Regions from separate parts of the Homo sapiens genome. Here region 2 is linked to region 1. Evidence: chromatin contacts called from ENCODE Hi-C data. All regions are on one chromosome and are shown on one strand. Each heading gives the region's core, a stretch centred on a gene start or an enhancer-like site at or near the end of the contact. The rest is flanking DNA. Distances are from core to core; before and after follow the strand shown.

What was found. Hi-C counts contacts between places; a loop is a spot of excess contacts on that map. Pooled maps may share reads with other maps.
Region 2: a pooled map shows a loop between it and region 1 (13-fold over the local background). The contact joins the promoter of MON2 here to the promoter of CCT2 in region 1. A Hi-C loop is called at or near these places in 5 of 50 pooled maps.

Annotation. Positions count from the first base shown.
Region 1 is chr12:69,584,088-69,588,251 of GRCh38, reverse strand. It overlaps CCT2 (chaperonin containing TCP1 subunit 2), which reads right to left and starts at 2,793. Exons shown (of 16, transcript NM_006431.3): 1 at 2,728-2,793; 2 at 1,908-1,982; 3 at 1,434-1,499; 4 at 636-747; 5 at 246-322; 6 at 1-102. The coding sequence starts at 2,730. MIR3913-1 (microRNA 3913-1) reads left to right here and starts at 3,429; the gene lies at 3,429-3,530. It overlaps MIR3913-2 (microRNA 3913-2), which reads right to left and starts at 3,529; the gene lies at 3,430-3,529. RefSeq lists an enhancer at 2,423-2,762.
Region 2 is chr12:62,463,943-62,468,187 of GRCh38, reverse strand. MON2 (MON2 regulator of endosome-to-Golgi trafficking) reads right to left here and starts at 1,362. Exons shown (of 35, transcript NM_015026.3): 1 at 870-1,362. The coding sequence starts at 980. RefSeq lists enhancers at 706-1,205, 1,201-1,310 and a silencer at 1,341-1,660.

The DNA of each region.
Region 1 (4,164 bases), core at 1,544-4,043:
TGCAGAACTCAACAGCGCCTCTCTTGCAGCCTTCGTGGCTTCTCTCCAACCCGCTATGATGGTCTGTGGATGAATCTTTTTTGCAATTAAAGATTCTGCTTCCTATTAATAAAGTTATAAAACAAAAGTTATAAATAGAAAATTATTAAGCACTCCTCAATAGTAAAGACAGAGGAAGTAAGGACTAGATTACCTCTGATACTCAAAAACACAGTAGGAAAAAAGAGTTGCTTAGTTGCTCTTACCCTTAATAATTCTGCTGCTAAAACGGTAACAGAGGTAGTGCCATCACCAACTTCATCATCTTGAACCCTTGACATATCTAGAAAAAGAAATTAGTTATTAACTCAAAATTGCTTCTTTGCTTACTAAATTCTCCAAAAATATTCACTACCAATCTAAACTTACCAGGGTTCCTCATTCAACAAATTATTTGGAACTCTGAGGTCTGAAATGCAACAGTTTTACCACCAACATACGGGCACTCCTGAAGCTTGTATTTTAACAACGATAATTAACAACTAGTGGACATCAATTGACAGTACGATTGGTCAACACAGCCTATTTATAAAGTTATTTCAAAAATGTTAACAAACAGTATTATTAGGTTGGTGAAAAAGTATATTCAGACTTACCAACTAAAACTTTAGCTGCTGGATTGTCAACACCAATGTTTTTTAGAATAGTGGCACCATCATTGGTTACCATAAGAGAGGCATCTCGTCCACTGCTTAGAAGAATTTTGTCCTAAAGGGAACATAATTGGTTCAAGTTAAGACATAAGCACATCTTGAAGAATGCATGGATCAATCAGTATTCTCACACAGTGCTAGTGTATAAACACTCTGGATAGCTATTTTGTGGTATCCATTCATCAAATGTTTTCAATACATACACCACGTAACCAAACCATGTATCTACCCCTAGAAACACTAGAAGCACAGGTAGACACTAGTTTTTGTTTCAACACCGTAACTGCAAAAACAATGGAAAGAAACTATCAATACAGCCATAATTAAATTATAAAATAATTAAGGTACAGGATAATATTTGACAGTTAAAGGGGCAGTGTTATCTACTTACACTGAAAGGAATTTAAAAGAGCAAGCTACAAAAAAGTATTGATAAATAGTATCTGTTTTATAAAACAGTATGTTACATGAGTATAAAATACATAATGAAGTACACATACTTCTACATAAACAGAATATTAGAAGATGTACGTGCAAATGATAACAGTACTTGTCATTGGGGAGGGGCATGGGATTGGGGATGGTGATTCTGGGGACTCTGATTTTTACTAAGGAGAACATACTTGTCTTTTATAATTAAACGTTTTAAAGATTAAAAAGCATTTTAATACGCTTGTTATTATATTTCCACCAAGCGCTCTAAAACAATATTAAAATATAAAACTTTTCTATTTTTCTTACCATGCCTTTGGGTCCCAAGGTGCTCTTTACCAAGTCTCCAATGGCGATGGCACCAATAAAAGAAGTCTGGAGTAAAAACCAAGGAGATTATCAGAATCAACTTTACAGTCTTCAAGTACAGTTTTATCTTTATTTACTTTTTTTTTTTTTTGAGGCAGAGTGTCGCTCTGTCGCCCAGGCTGGAGTGCAATGGCGCGATCTCAGCTCACTGCAACCTCCGCCTCCTGGGTTCAAGCGATCCTCCTGCCTCAGCCTCCCGAGTAGCTGGGATTACAGGTGCCCATCACCACGCCCGGCTAATTTTTGTATTTCTAGTAGAAACGGGGTTTTACCATGTTGGCCAGGCTGGTCTCGAACTCCTGACCTCAGTTCATCCGCCTACCTCGGCCTCCCAAAGTACTGGGATTACAGGAGTAAGCCACCGCGCCTGGCCTCCAGTTTTATCTTTAAAACAATGCTTAGAACAAGGCTTACCAGACGAGCTGTCTCTGCTCTCTCTTCATCAGCTCCTGCCTTAAAGATGTTAACAGGTGCAAGGGAAAGGGACGCCTGAAAAGGAAAACCAAGAGGCATTCCGTTTAAGTACCAATACTCTAACACATACACTGAGGTGCCTTCCACTAGTCTTACAAGTGGACATCTAAGAGAAAACTCATTTACAACAATGTTTTCAATCAAATGAAGCTTCCATCATCGGAGAAAGCATTTAAGTGGGAGAGAGGGACTTGTAGGAGAGCGACATGGCTTTTCGGATTTACAAGGCCCCCGGGAGTATAAATTATACACCAGCGAGATTGACAGTTACGTACAGCGAGACTAAAGACGATCTTGAACTAAGAATGAGGCAGGGAGGGGTTGCAGGCCATCAAGGTGACGCCTGCCGGGCGGGCGAGGGAACGCGGCCTCCATCTTCCACCCTCGGAAGGCTGCGGCCCCTCCACCCTCTGATGGCTCAGACCCCGTCGCTCCAGGCTCCGCCCCTAGAAGGAGGGCGGAGCGGGTCCCACACTAGAAATTTCTTCGCTCCGGGTGAGGCGCGGACCTGGGCTGCCGGGACTATGCAAAGACCTAGGCACAAGGAGACGCTGGCTTTGCGGTCCACCCCTCCCCCTCGTGGTGAGCTCCACCGGCTGGCCTGGCGCAGGCCGCACGCCCCGCGCATGGCTCGCACCATGTGCGGAGGGCCGGGGAGACAGAAACGGAGCCTACGACCCTAGCAGGACAGAGGAAGCAGTGGGGTGGCAAGAGCACGGCGGAGCAGGGGTAGGGCAAGAGGCAGGGGAGTCAGGCTCACCATGGTTCCGAGGAGTTCCGCACACAAGTGAATCCCCTCACAGCTCGTGCTCGGGACCAGCGGACTGAAGGAAGCCGGAAGTGACGCCACACGCCCTACTTCGGGGGGCGGGGCCCCGGCCTGTCGTTACCGCCAGCAGGCGTCCCATTTTGATTGGAGCCCCACGGGCCGGAAACGCAGCCTTTCACACTGGAGGGGGCGTGGCCGCCGCTCCAGAACAAAGAGGCGGCTGCCGCGCGGGTTGCCATAGAAATGGAGTTCTTGCTCACACTTTTTATTTTCTTAAATTTAATCTTTAAACACTTCTATTAAAGTCACACATGTACACAGTTTAAAGTGTTATATACCAATAAGGAAAAACATAATTTATCTGCCTCACCACTTCCTGTCTCCAGGAAAACTGCTTTCAACTTTTTCAGTTTTTTGGAGGGGCTATTTACTATCATATTCCCAGATAATATTATTGCTATGTTAATTTTAAACATTATTTACTGAGTATTACAGAAGAAGACTTCCTTTTCTCTTACTGAATTTTCAGACGTTATTTCTAACTGGACGTTGACTGCCCAGGATAAGGTCTTGTGAACTGAGAGAGACATTTATAGTATTTTATCTTTGCCCTATTTACTCATTTTCAGGAATTTTTGCATTTCGGTCTTTTTTTTTTTTTTCCTCCAATAGTAGAGACGACTTATTAGTCTTTGTTTATAATAAACTGAAATATTTGGGACTGATCTTGATGTCTGCCAAAACCTTGGCAGACATCAAGATCAGTCCCAAATATTTCAGTTTATTATAGACAGTTTTCTACTTTCTCTAAGTTGACGGATGTCTAAAAATTTGTTCTCTAAAAAATTTTTCTGTCATCTACTGATACCCTCTTTTCTCCCTTTGACTAACTGATCGCTTAAGCTCCTCGGCAGGGCGCGGTGGCTCACCCCTGTAATCCCAGCACTTTGGGAGGCCGAGGTGGGCGGATCACCTGAGGTCAGGAGTTGGAGACCAGCCTGGCCAACATGGTGAAACCCTGTCTCTACTGAAAATACAAAAATTAGCCGGGCGTGGTGTGCATGCCCGTAATCCCAGCTACTCAGGAGGCTGAGGCAGGATAATTGCTTGAACCCGGGAGGCAGAGGTTTCAGTGAGCCGAGATCACGCCGCTGCACTCCAGCCTGGGCAACAGAGCGAGACTCTGTCTCAAAACAAAAACAAAACAAAACAAGCTCCTGGATTTTTCTTTTTCTGTTTTGTTTTTTTTAGAGATGGGGTCTTCTATGTTGCCCAGGCTGGCCTGGAACTCCTGGGCTCAAGCAATCTTCCTGCCTTGGTCTCCTGAGTAGCTGGGGTCTCCTGGATTTTTGACATTGCTAACATTAACAGGAATTTTCAATTTTTTAGTTGTTTCTACCCTTCAGATTTCCTCTAAGTGGGTTGATT
Region 2 (4,245 bases), core at 113-2,612, 7.1 Mb after region 1:
TTGGTGGGTTTTTTTGTTTGTTTTTTTTTTTTAGAGAATTAAAATGGCATTTTAAGAGAAAAAGCAAATAGTAACCAAATGTTAAATATTTCACCTCAAGAACTATTTGGAGAATTAAATTTCCATGTATTATTTACTGGGATCTCTTTAATAATACCCTTCTGCTCTGACATCTTTCCCATACATAATATAAAACCATCCTTTAACCCTATTTTACAGCTGGAAAAAAAAACCCGAAGCTCAAAGAGGTTAAGATTTATTGCTGGAACTAAATTCAGGTGTATTCGCTCTGACTGCAAGCCCAACTTCCCACTACAGTACTGCTCATAACAAGGTTTAACATGATTATGTGGATCTTCAATATTCTTCATAAATTAGGTGGCTCTGGATAGTTTATTAACACGTCAAAGGATTGATACAGAGTTAAGCTGAATGATATATACCAGAAGGAAAATTGTTTCCAATTCAGTGATATGCCATAAACGTGAGGAGTACAGGTTTCAACAAGATGGGTGGATACTCGTTTCGGGGAGCAACAAACAAGTTTTTCAATTTTGGTTTGGCCAGTTTCAAGTAAGAAAAAGGCCAGAATAGGCTAGTGCACAGTACACCTAGCTGGATTAACTGAATAGGCTCACTTCATGAACTTCACTCCTAAACTGGGAGGACAGGAGAGGGGAGAAAATCAAAGTGCCTCAGCCCTCTCCAGTGGAAACTATAAAAAGCCCTTGTGGAACAACCCACCGACTCACAAATCTGGAAAGGTGAGGCCTGAATGAAAATTAGGACTGGAAACTGGGGTGAAGCACTGAGTCTAACAGGACCAGGCATGCTCACAGTGCCTTCTCCTGACGTCACCTGAAGCTTACCTCTTTGACAGGTGGGAATTTCTTCTTGCACTCCAGTGACAAGGCGCGCAAGTCGCTCTGCATATTCTCCAGCAGCTTCTTCACCGCCTCGGGGCTGCTGGTGCCGGACATGATCCTCCAAGGTCCCAGCCAATTTCCGAGAGGTACAAACAAGCTCTGGCACGGTCAGCTCCTTAGGGCCACAGGCAGCTCCCTCCCGGTGTCTCTGGTCCTTCAGCAGCCCGCTTCTTGGGCCCTGGGCTGCGAACCCGGAGCCTGCTCGAGCGTCCCCCAGCAGCTTCCCCGCAACACCTCTGGCTTTTCTCGGAGGCGCCCCCCGCAGTCGCACCGTCCCGCTAGGCTCCGCCGACTCTGGCCGAGAAACCCACAAGGCGGGCAGGTCCCTCCGCTGCCGCGGGGCCCAGCCACACCGGGTGTCACCAGCCAACCTGGCAAGAAGCTTCAGCGCCAGCTCCCCAGGCCCCTAAGACTCGCCGACGCCATTAGCCGAGTCGCCCACAATTCCGAGCGCTGCCGGGACACGTCAGCCGCACTTCCGGGTACCGTGGCCTCCGCCACCGCCGCGGCCAACCCCGGCGGCAGGCCGTCGGCGGGGCGGGGCTGGGGCTTGGCCATGCTCGGGGCAGGCGGGATTCCGGGTGGGCAGCGATTCCCACAGCCCCACCCCCGGAATCAAGTAGGCTAGACAGGGTTTAAGGCGTCAAGATTCGCTTCGTTTTCATTAACAAGTGCCTGAACAGAGCCCCCGAGTACTCCTTGGCATATCTCTTTGCGTATGTTTGTGTTAAATTGTATTTCGGTGTAAATAATTTGTTTCCCTGTAGATTAATCTTAACGTGTCTCCTCCCGCTTCATTTCGAATCTCTGGACTAGTGGCCCCAAATCAGTGGCTACCTCCTGTTAATATACATTTTTTTTCTTTAAACGCAACTGGTGCACTTACTGTGGGGTAGCCTCTTATTTTCCTAATCTCTAAAATGAGACTACCCTCTGCTCCACGCATTCCGCTGGCCTCCCATCTCACTCAAAGTAAAAGCCAAAATTCCTCCAATCACCTACCAGGCGCTACGAGATCTGTCCCGGCCCCTTTACTGGCAGATGCTCCCAGCTAAAAGGAGAGTTTCGCGAGTTGGGCTGCCGGTTCTTCCTCTTTTTAAATCTTATTTTGTTTCCTGTGTATCTCCAGCACCTAGAACAGTGTCTGGCATATAGCAGGTAATCAGTACATACTTGTTGAATGAATACCCTTCTATTATAAAATCAGAGTTTCGAGGCTCAAATAAGGCACAGATACATAAAAGCCTTCATCAGGTCTGAAGTGCCAAATAAATATGAGGCAAAAGCCAAACAGAAAAATCTTCATCTGTATTTCCCCAAGATCCAGGTTGGTCTACTTTTTCCCCAAGACATTTTGCAGCTGCTGGTCAGAAAGCAGAAAATGAGGGAGGAAAAACCAGAAACAGTAGAGATGAAGAAACCAACACCTTCAGACAGCTGAGCTTATGACATGATGGAAGACAGTGAGCCATGAGATTGTCAGTGGATAGCGCTGTTTGGCTGTAACAGAGCTACTTTGTAAGCTAAATAATTTTATTTTATTTTTCCTTCTGATAAGAAGCAAAGCAAGGATGGATAAAGGGGACAGATGAGGTAATAGTAGAGAGCTCCTAGGGCAGTAATTTTGATCATTTGTGCCTATTACACAACTTCTGGGAAACTTGACACCTCCTATGGTATAAGCTTTATGTATGAAAACTGGTGAATTTAGCAAAAAAGTTCAAATGGAATATATGGCAGACATTATTCTTGAGGTCTCAGGGAGCTTGTAAAAACGAGGCGCTTTTTTTGGGTGGGGGGTGGAGACGGAGTCTCACTCTGTCACTCAGGCTGGAGTGCAGTGGCGCGATCTCCACTCACTGCAACCTCCACCTCCCAGGGTCAAGCAATTCTCCTGTCTCAGCCTCCCGAGTAGCTGGGACTACAGGCGTAGGCTGCCACGCCCGGCTAATTTTTTGTATTTTAGTAGAGATGGGGTTTCACTGTGTTGCCCAGGCTGGTCTCCAACTACTGAGCTCAGGCAATCCACCTGCCTTGGCCTCCCAAAGTGCTAGGATTACAAAGGCGTGAGCCACACCGCAGGCCTTTTTGTTTGTTTGTTTGTTGTTCTTTTTAGTAGAGATGGGGTTTCAGCATGTTGGCCAGGCTGATCTGGAACTCCAGAGTACAAGTGATCCACCCACCTCGACCTCCCGAAGTGCTGGGATTACAGGCATGAGCCACCACACCTGGCCAAAAATGATGCTTTAGTAATTGGGCTAGTGATATAGGATCAAATTCTCTGACTTTCACTATGTAGCCAACTTTTCTTTTGGATTTTTTACTATTGGTAACTTTGGCATGATTAACTCAAAATCGTTAGAATCTTTTACATCTCTGTTCAGAGTTGAGGACATGCAATTGGAATTCATTGATTGAAAACAATACTTCTAATGATTTGAAAAGCCAAATTTTAAAAGTAAGGTGTAGCACCTGGGTGCGGTGGCTCACACCCATAATCCCAACAATTTGGGAGGCCGAGGCGGGTGGCTCACCTGAGGTCAGGCGTTGGAGACCAACCTGACCAACAAGGCGGAACCCCGTCTCTACTAAAAATACAAAAATTAGCCAGGCGTGGTCACAGGCACCTGTAGTCCCAGCTACTTGGGAGGCTGAGACAGAAGAATTGCTTGAACCCAGGAGACAGAGGTTGCAGTGAACGGGGATGACACCACTGCACTCCAGCCTGGGCGAGGGAGTGAGACTCTGTCTCAAAAAAAAAAATAATAAAATAAAATAATAATGTGTAGCAAGTACTTATATCAAGTATTCTGTAAATTTCTTTTAAAAAAATACACAATAGCCTTTTATGTACATATGCCAAGAGAGATTATACTGCCCCAGAAACAATGCATGGCTTTATGCCAAAGCCAAGCAAGTTACCAAAGGTAAAAATAATTTTTTATTCTACAAGTTAACAAATCAGCTAAAGTTAAGAGTTAGCATTTCAAAAAACTGAATAATTTCTCTTTCAATAGCAAAACCAAATATTCAAATACATATTTTTGTTCTCAAGTATCTCAAGAAATACTTTCAAAATTGTAGCATACCTATAAATGTCGGTGTGGGTATAAAACTCCTCCGTGGCTACCAAATCTCTCTTCATTGAAAATTACATTAATAAATGCCTGATAAATTTAACCATTTATTACCATAAGTAATGCTTTCACAGCATTGTTACATGGTAGTTAGGCTTCAGACTCTGAAGTTGGAAAGCTCTAGTTTGAATCTGAGTTCTGCTGGTTACTACCTGGGTGACTCTAGCACATTATTTAACTAT